2 separate regions of the Mus musculus genome follow, and region 2 is linked to region 1. A link is a loop called in an ENCODE intact Hi-C map of the cell type or tissue named here. Cell type or tissue: left cerebral cortex. All regions are shown on one strand. Each heading gives the region's core, and the rest is flanking DNA. Links, peaks and the distances in the headings are about the cores only. Region 1 holds the start of Pgrmc2 (progesterone receptor membrane component 2). Region 2 holds the start of Mfsd8 (major facilitator superfamily domain containing 8).

Region 1 (2,899 bases), core at 173-2,672:
CATAACCAGGCCGCACAATGTTGTTCAATTTTATGGGCTACCAACAGATACCCGGGGTCTGAAGTTTATTTGCACAATCTGCAATATAGATTACCACTACACTGCAAAAGGGCCTCTAACGGCAACTACCTTCCACGTAATTTTCTGAAAGTAAAGTTGTAAAACCTTCAGCACATGCAGGGCAGGGGGCGAGAAGTTCGACGCTTCTAGGTTCGTGCCCCCCCTCACCCCCCCAAGGCGTCTCATTCTGCTAAGGGAAAATACAATAATTTATTTTCAACGGGTATTTGAATACTTATTTTACTATTAGCAGAGAAAGAAGGAGAGGAGGGAAGGAGGGAGAGACTGAGAGAGTCGGAGACAAGAGACACGCCTGCCTCCTGGGCAGATGAGCTCCACCCCCTACACTCAGGGCCAATATCTTTGCCAGTCTTACTTATTAAGGTTTACGTTCTGGTCCGTCCTCATTTTACATACAGTTGTTAATCTTGGAAAGCATCTTGGAGCCCAAACCGACTTTTTAGAAAAAGAATGAAAACGAGTCCGGGGTGGTTGTGAAACCGAGCTCCAGGGCTTGGGACTTGAAACTACGTGTCCCTAGCCCTGACTCTCGGCAGACAAGTCCGGAGAAGGGAAAAAGTAGGCAAGTGTCAAACAGACAACCCAGAATAAGAAGAAAGCTGTCTTAACACTGGGCCAAAAACTTTGGATCGCCACTTTAGCCCTCTTGCCCCGACAAAGCCCAGAAATCAAAACGCTCCGAGGAAAGGTTGAACGCCAACGTGACTAGAGACAACTCTTAACAATTTTGAGAATTTCAGCCCCAGGAAAAGCTGCGAGGAGATACGGATTGGGAAAGGCAAGGAACGCCGAGCGCAGGTCTGTGGGGCGCCACTGAGCCCCCCACGACGCCCGCAGCTGGGGGCGTGCGCGGGGCTGCGGTCCAGGAGCGGGGCCGCGGCGGGGATAGGGTGTCCCGGATCCCCACCCCGACACCCCTCACTCCTCACCGGGGCCGTAGAACTTGCTGCCTTTGGTCACGTCGAAGACTTTCCCATTGACCGCGAGCAGGATGCGCGGCGTGCGCGCCCCGTCGTACTGGCGCAGCTGCTCCAGGCTGAAGTCCCGCTTCTTCATGCGCGGCAGCGTGGCGGCCGGGCTCTCCTCGCCCGCCCCGGGTCCCGAGCACAGACCACGCCGCCCCCAGCGCACCCACAGCCGGTAGGCCCCCAGCAGCACCAGCGCCACCAGCGCCACGTTCAGCAGCATCTCCCCGCCCGTCGCCAGCAGCGCCGCCACCCAACTGCTCCTCGCCGCCGTCGCTCCGGCGCCACCCGGGCTCCCGTCGCCGCCACTCTCCCCGCCGCTCCCCAGGGTGCTTAGCTTTACGTCCCCATCACCCGCCGCCATCACTGCCCGCCAGCGCCTTCCTCCTCCCGCCCCCTGCCCTCCCCAAGCCCGCGGCCCTGCCCACCAGGCGGCGCTCAGCCAATCACGTGAGGGGCTGGGGCGTGGCAGCGCCGGCTGCTTATTGGCTGTTGGCTGGGTAACGTTGTCTGGCTTCGCTCTCGCAGCTCGGGCTCTGGCTGGCAGCGCGCGCGGGCAACGCCCCGCCCACCTCGCCCCACACTTCCCTGCTCTCACAGCCCCAACGCTTTCAGCCTGGGGAGTGTAAGGGAAGGGCGGGGCTGAAGAAAAATAGAGTGTGCGTGGGGCGGGGGGGGGGTGGGCCGAGCCGGCTGTGCGCGTGCGTACTCGCGCGTATGGGCGGAGCGCCGTCAGGGCGCGTGCGCGGGCCCTGGGACGCCACGCGCTGGGCTCTTTTTAGCAACCCCTCCCTGCTGCGCGCGCGTGCGCCCAGAAGCGGCTTCTCTCTGAGACGGCTGGTTCGCGTCTGTGACGACGCACGGCGGAGGCCGCAATAGAGCGTGAGCTGCGGGGCCGCGTGTGAAGCTGGGCTTCGGGCACTAGCCCTAGCAGCGCCGGACACTCGGGTCCCGGCCCACGCTGCTTTTGGGCAGTGCTCCTAACAGGAGTCGGACGCAAGCTCTTCTGCGCTTTGCTCCCCGGCGGTGGGCGTGCGCGGATAAAGCAGCCTGTGGCTCTAGCTCCATAGCCTTGCTCGGGGCCTGCGAGAGTGCTTTCCAGTGTGAATTCCACCCATCTCGCGCCCTCAGCTAGTTTGACAGGCTTCTGTCACTCTGCTTGTGAGGAAGGAAGATGCATCCAGGGAATGGCCAGTTCCTTATAACTTTGAACAACCGGGGGTGGGGGACAGGTATAGACGAATGGTGGCAGCCTAGGGGTGAGCTACCCGGCATAAAGGAGCTGACTCAGAAAGGAGCTGACTCAGGCTTTGGCGTGAACAGTATAGAAAAGTAGGGATGGGCTTTTCTGGCTGCTATTAGTTTTTAGGTAACTGTCTTTAGTGTCAATGGACAGGAGAGCCCTACCCACTAACGGTACTGGTGATCATAACTTCCCTAGAGAGGTTTTAACACTCGAAAGGATGGGAAACCAGCCATTGTACATAAGACTCATCGTGGCTTTTTTTTGGGGGGGGGGGGGGGGAAGGTGCTGAAATTTTTTTCTGTAATGGATTATATATTTAGGTGCTGTGGGCCATAAGGTCTCTCTGTCCCAACTGTTACATAAATAATAGAGAATGAGCATGATAGTGTTTCTATTAAAAATGTACTTAGAGACACCGAAATTTGAATTTGTCATGAAATACCGTCTTTTTGTTTTTGAGACGGTTCAGTGTGTTCCAGATTGGCTTTGCACTTGATATGTAGATGAAGATGGCCATGAACTTGCATACCAGCAAGCACATTCCCTTGCCCATCATTATGACTTTTAAATCACTTAACGTTAAAGTCGGTTCAGCCCCTGAGTAGGT
Region 2 (2,899 bases), core at 235-2,734, 240 kb before region 1:
CTCAAGAAAAGAAGAAGGATCTAATCCAATTACATCAATAAATCCTGATTAGTCAATCTTGTTTGATAAGGGTTGCTGGCTTACTATACTGAACTTTGTACAGTAAAGTACAAGTGAGCAAACCCTGCAGTTAGTCATAGCTAGGGAATCAACTTATGATTTTAAAAACAGCATACATATTTCCTTTTAATTTTTAAAATGCTAAACACAGAACATAGAGTTCAATCTAATGAACTCTTCATGGACAGGAACATCTGTCCATCTTCACCTATAGATGAAGCCTAACACAATCACTTATTTAAAAGGGAGAGAAAAGTAAGAGAAAATGTGTTTAAGCTTATTTCAATCAAAATCATATTTCTGTGGTTAGCTGTACATATATAACTCAAGGATCCCACACTCTTTCTGGAAAACACAGGCCAGACATGAAATACAACAAAAGAAAAGCAAGCAGCACAAAGAAGGCTAGGAAATGGAAATGCCACAGCCCTATGCACGTGACTAACAGGGAGCTCTAGCCTGGCAGAGCCTGTACATCAGAAGCACAAAATTACAGTAAGTAAAAATAACTTCAGGGTCCCGGCAAATAACAAGCCTGGAAGAAAAAAAGTTGTTGGCAGGAGTTGCAGGTAACATAAATGAGGGTTGCTGACAGATTTCAAAAGGGAGAAGAGGGATGGCCTCTTCTAGGCGTGGAATACGCAGGGCAACTATAGAGCTGTAAGAACTCCAAAAGGATTGCGGCACAGCAAAAAGCAGGGCAGAAGCCAACAGCTTCGAAGGTCTCAACAGGCCTGGGGGATGCAGCTCTTTTAAAACAAATGTCAACACTGCTACTTATTTTAATCACCTCAAGATAAAAATCAAGAAACATAAAATTGTAATCCATCCTCTGGCCTCTGTACAAAGCATGATGCATGTGCCACCCGTTCCCCCTCAAAAAATGAACCTAATAAAACACACACTGCGCTTCAAATAAAAGACTCGATGAAATAATACTTATTGCTTCGTAAAAGTAAGAATACATATTGCTACAGTAAGACAAGCCCAACTTTTCTAAATTAGTGCTCATAAATTAGGATCAAAATGAGAATTACAAGGATGAAAATACTAATGAAACGCTTAAAGGTGTCTTTATTTTGGACATGTGATACTGAGCAAATGTGAGTCATTTTAAGTGGGTTTATTTGCAAAATATGAAGACGTTATTAGGCAGGTTAGGAAAAGTCTAACTCAAGTTTAGCTCTTGAGTGTCGGTTAAAACCACCATTTGGGGCTTTTGTGACAGTGGACAGCTACACAGGGTCAACAGAATGCAGTGTCTGCTGTAAAGGAGGCAGCTTAGGTTTCTTCATACAAAACAAAGGAAAAATAGTGAAGAAAAAGAAGCTCTCAAGCAAGAAGGAATTACCATAACAGGATTCAGGCAGATGCTTAAGACACACAGCACAAGGGCTACAATGTGAAACTGCTGTGACCTTTGTGAAGCATCCCCCTGCCCAGCTTTCTAGGTACACAAGTTCTCCAAGCACCAAGATTCTCCTCTATTCCCAAGTACACGCCATTATCCCGGAGCCTGTCCTAAGCGGCTCCGAAGGCGTTGCTGGGCATGCGCATGTGCAGCCGGGTTTCGGGTCCGGACAGTGGACTCACTGTTCCCAGCTAGTCCCACCCGCCTGCTCACCTGCTTCCGGGTGATCCCGGGCCCAAGAGGGGCTCCCGCTCGGCCTCACTTCCCAGGTTCGCCATAATTCCAGCTCTCGCTAGGCGGCGCGCTGCCCACTCTCGCGACACCTGCTCCTTCTCCAGGCCCGGAGCTGTCAAAACACTCCTACGAGTGCGCTTGCGCGCCGTGAGGCCGGAAGCGGACCGGCAGCCGAAGGGAAATGTGAAGTGTGTGGGCCCTGCAGGAGGCGGTGGTGGCAAACAGAGAGAAGGCCGGAAGAGGTGGAGCAAGGCCAGAGCCGGCCTCTGGGGGCGTGTCCCGCGGACGCCACGCCCCGCCCCGAGGACGTCCTCCCTGTCAGGCTGGCTGGCAGCTCGCCTGCTGTTTTGTACCTGAGCAGATTCAGCTCTCTGCTGTCCGAGCTGAGGCGAAAGTCCGGTGCCTTAAGCGTGGAGAGCGGTGGTGGCCAGAGGCTTGGCGAGTTCCCCTTCAGGTGTGCCTCGGCGAGCGGCCTGTAAGTAACAGCCTCTGTCATCTGCTTACGTGCAAGGCGGCATGAAGGCAGCAGTGTCCTGTCCGACAGAGGGCGTTGGGGACCCCTGTGACCCAACCCTGCTGGCCATCAGCGCCTCACCTGAAAGGGACTGAGGATGAGGCTGATGGTAGGCAGCCGCTGTTATACCCCTGACTCCGCTCCTGAGAGACTTGGAAGTCGCGGCTGATGGCAGCCAGACACTGATGCCCCCGCCGGCTCCTCACTTGAGGGGACTGAAGGTCGGGTCTGAGGAGGCTACAACCTCGCTGGTTCCGGGCCCCAGAACCTCAACTTTGCAAAAAACCAGCCCCTAGGCAAAGCCTGCTTAGCTCCAACCCGCTGCTTTCAGCACCAGGAACATAAACACTCAACAGACTCAGATACTGTTGACTTCCTAGTCTCTGTCCCTGCCATTGGACTTGTCAGCTAATTGCTGCTAGAAGTCATCGTGTGTCTCCTAAAGTAATGTTTTCTTAACTATAGATAAGATTGTCATGTGATTTCATTGGATCACATCTCTCCTAGGACACGGGTAAAGCAGATACTTATCTATCTGATCAAGACCGGAGGTCGAGATAAGTTACCCGGAATCTCTCAGAGTTGGGGCCCAGTCTCAATTCTTGAACTCCTTGAACGCTTAGCGTTTGTCCTGCCTCAGGAGCTCTCTGTTGTGTGGTATTCCCATCTCCTCTCCTTTG

The links. Hi-C counts contacts between places; a loop is a spot of excess contacts. Peaks named below come from ENCODE experiments on the same cell type or tissue, not always from the same donor. Only the 100,000 strongest peaks of a DNase experiment are listed, where the experiment ranks them.
Region 2: a loop joins it to region 1, with 7 times the contacts of the local background. A loop is called at or near these places in 2 of 42 quality-filtered maps.

Annotation. Positions count from the first base shown.
Region 1 is chr3:41,081,585-41,084,483 of GRCm38, forward strand. Pgrmc2 (progesterone receptor membrane component 2) reads right to left here and starts at 1,462. Exons shown (of 3, transcript NM_027558.1): 1 at 1,011-1,462. The coding sequence starts at 1,410. In left cerebral cortex, for the core only: a CTCF peak has its summit at 1,476 (motif pointing right); DNase peaks (open chromatin) are centred at 453, 734, 1,665 and 2,313; H3K4me3 peaks cover 2,409 bases; H3K27ac peaks cover 1,789 bases.
Region 2 is chr3:40,844,957-40,847,855 of GRCm38, forward strand. It overlaps Mfsd8 (major facilitator superfamily domain containing 8), which reads right to left and starts at 1,898. Exons shown (of 12, transcript NM_028140.5): 1 at 1,685-1,898. The coding sequence starts at 1,749. It also overlaps the pseudogene Gm2011. In left cerebral cortex, for the core only: CTCF peaks have their summits at 1,747, 1,952 and 2,286 (motif pointing right); DNase peaks (open chromatin) are centred at 765, 1,797 and 2,248; H3K4me3 peaks cover 2,122 bases; H3K27ac peaks cover 1,405 bases.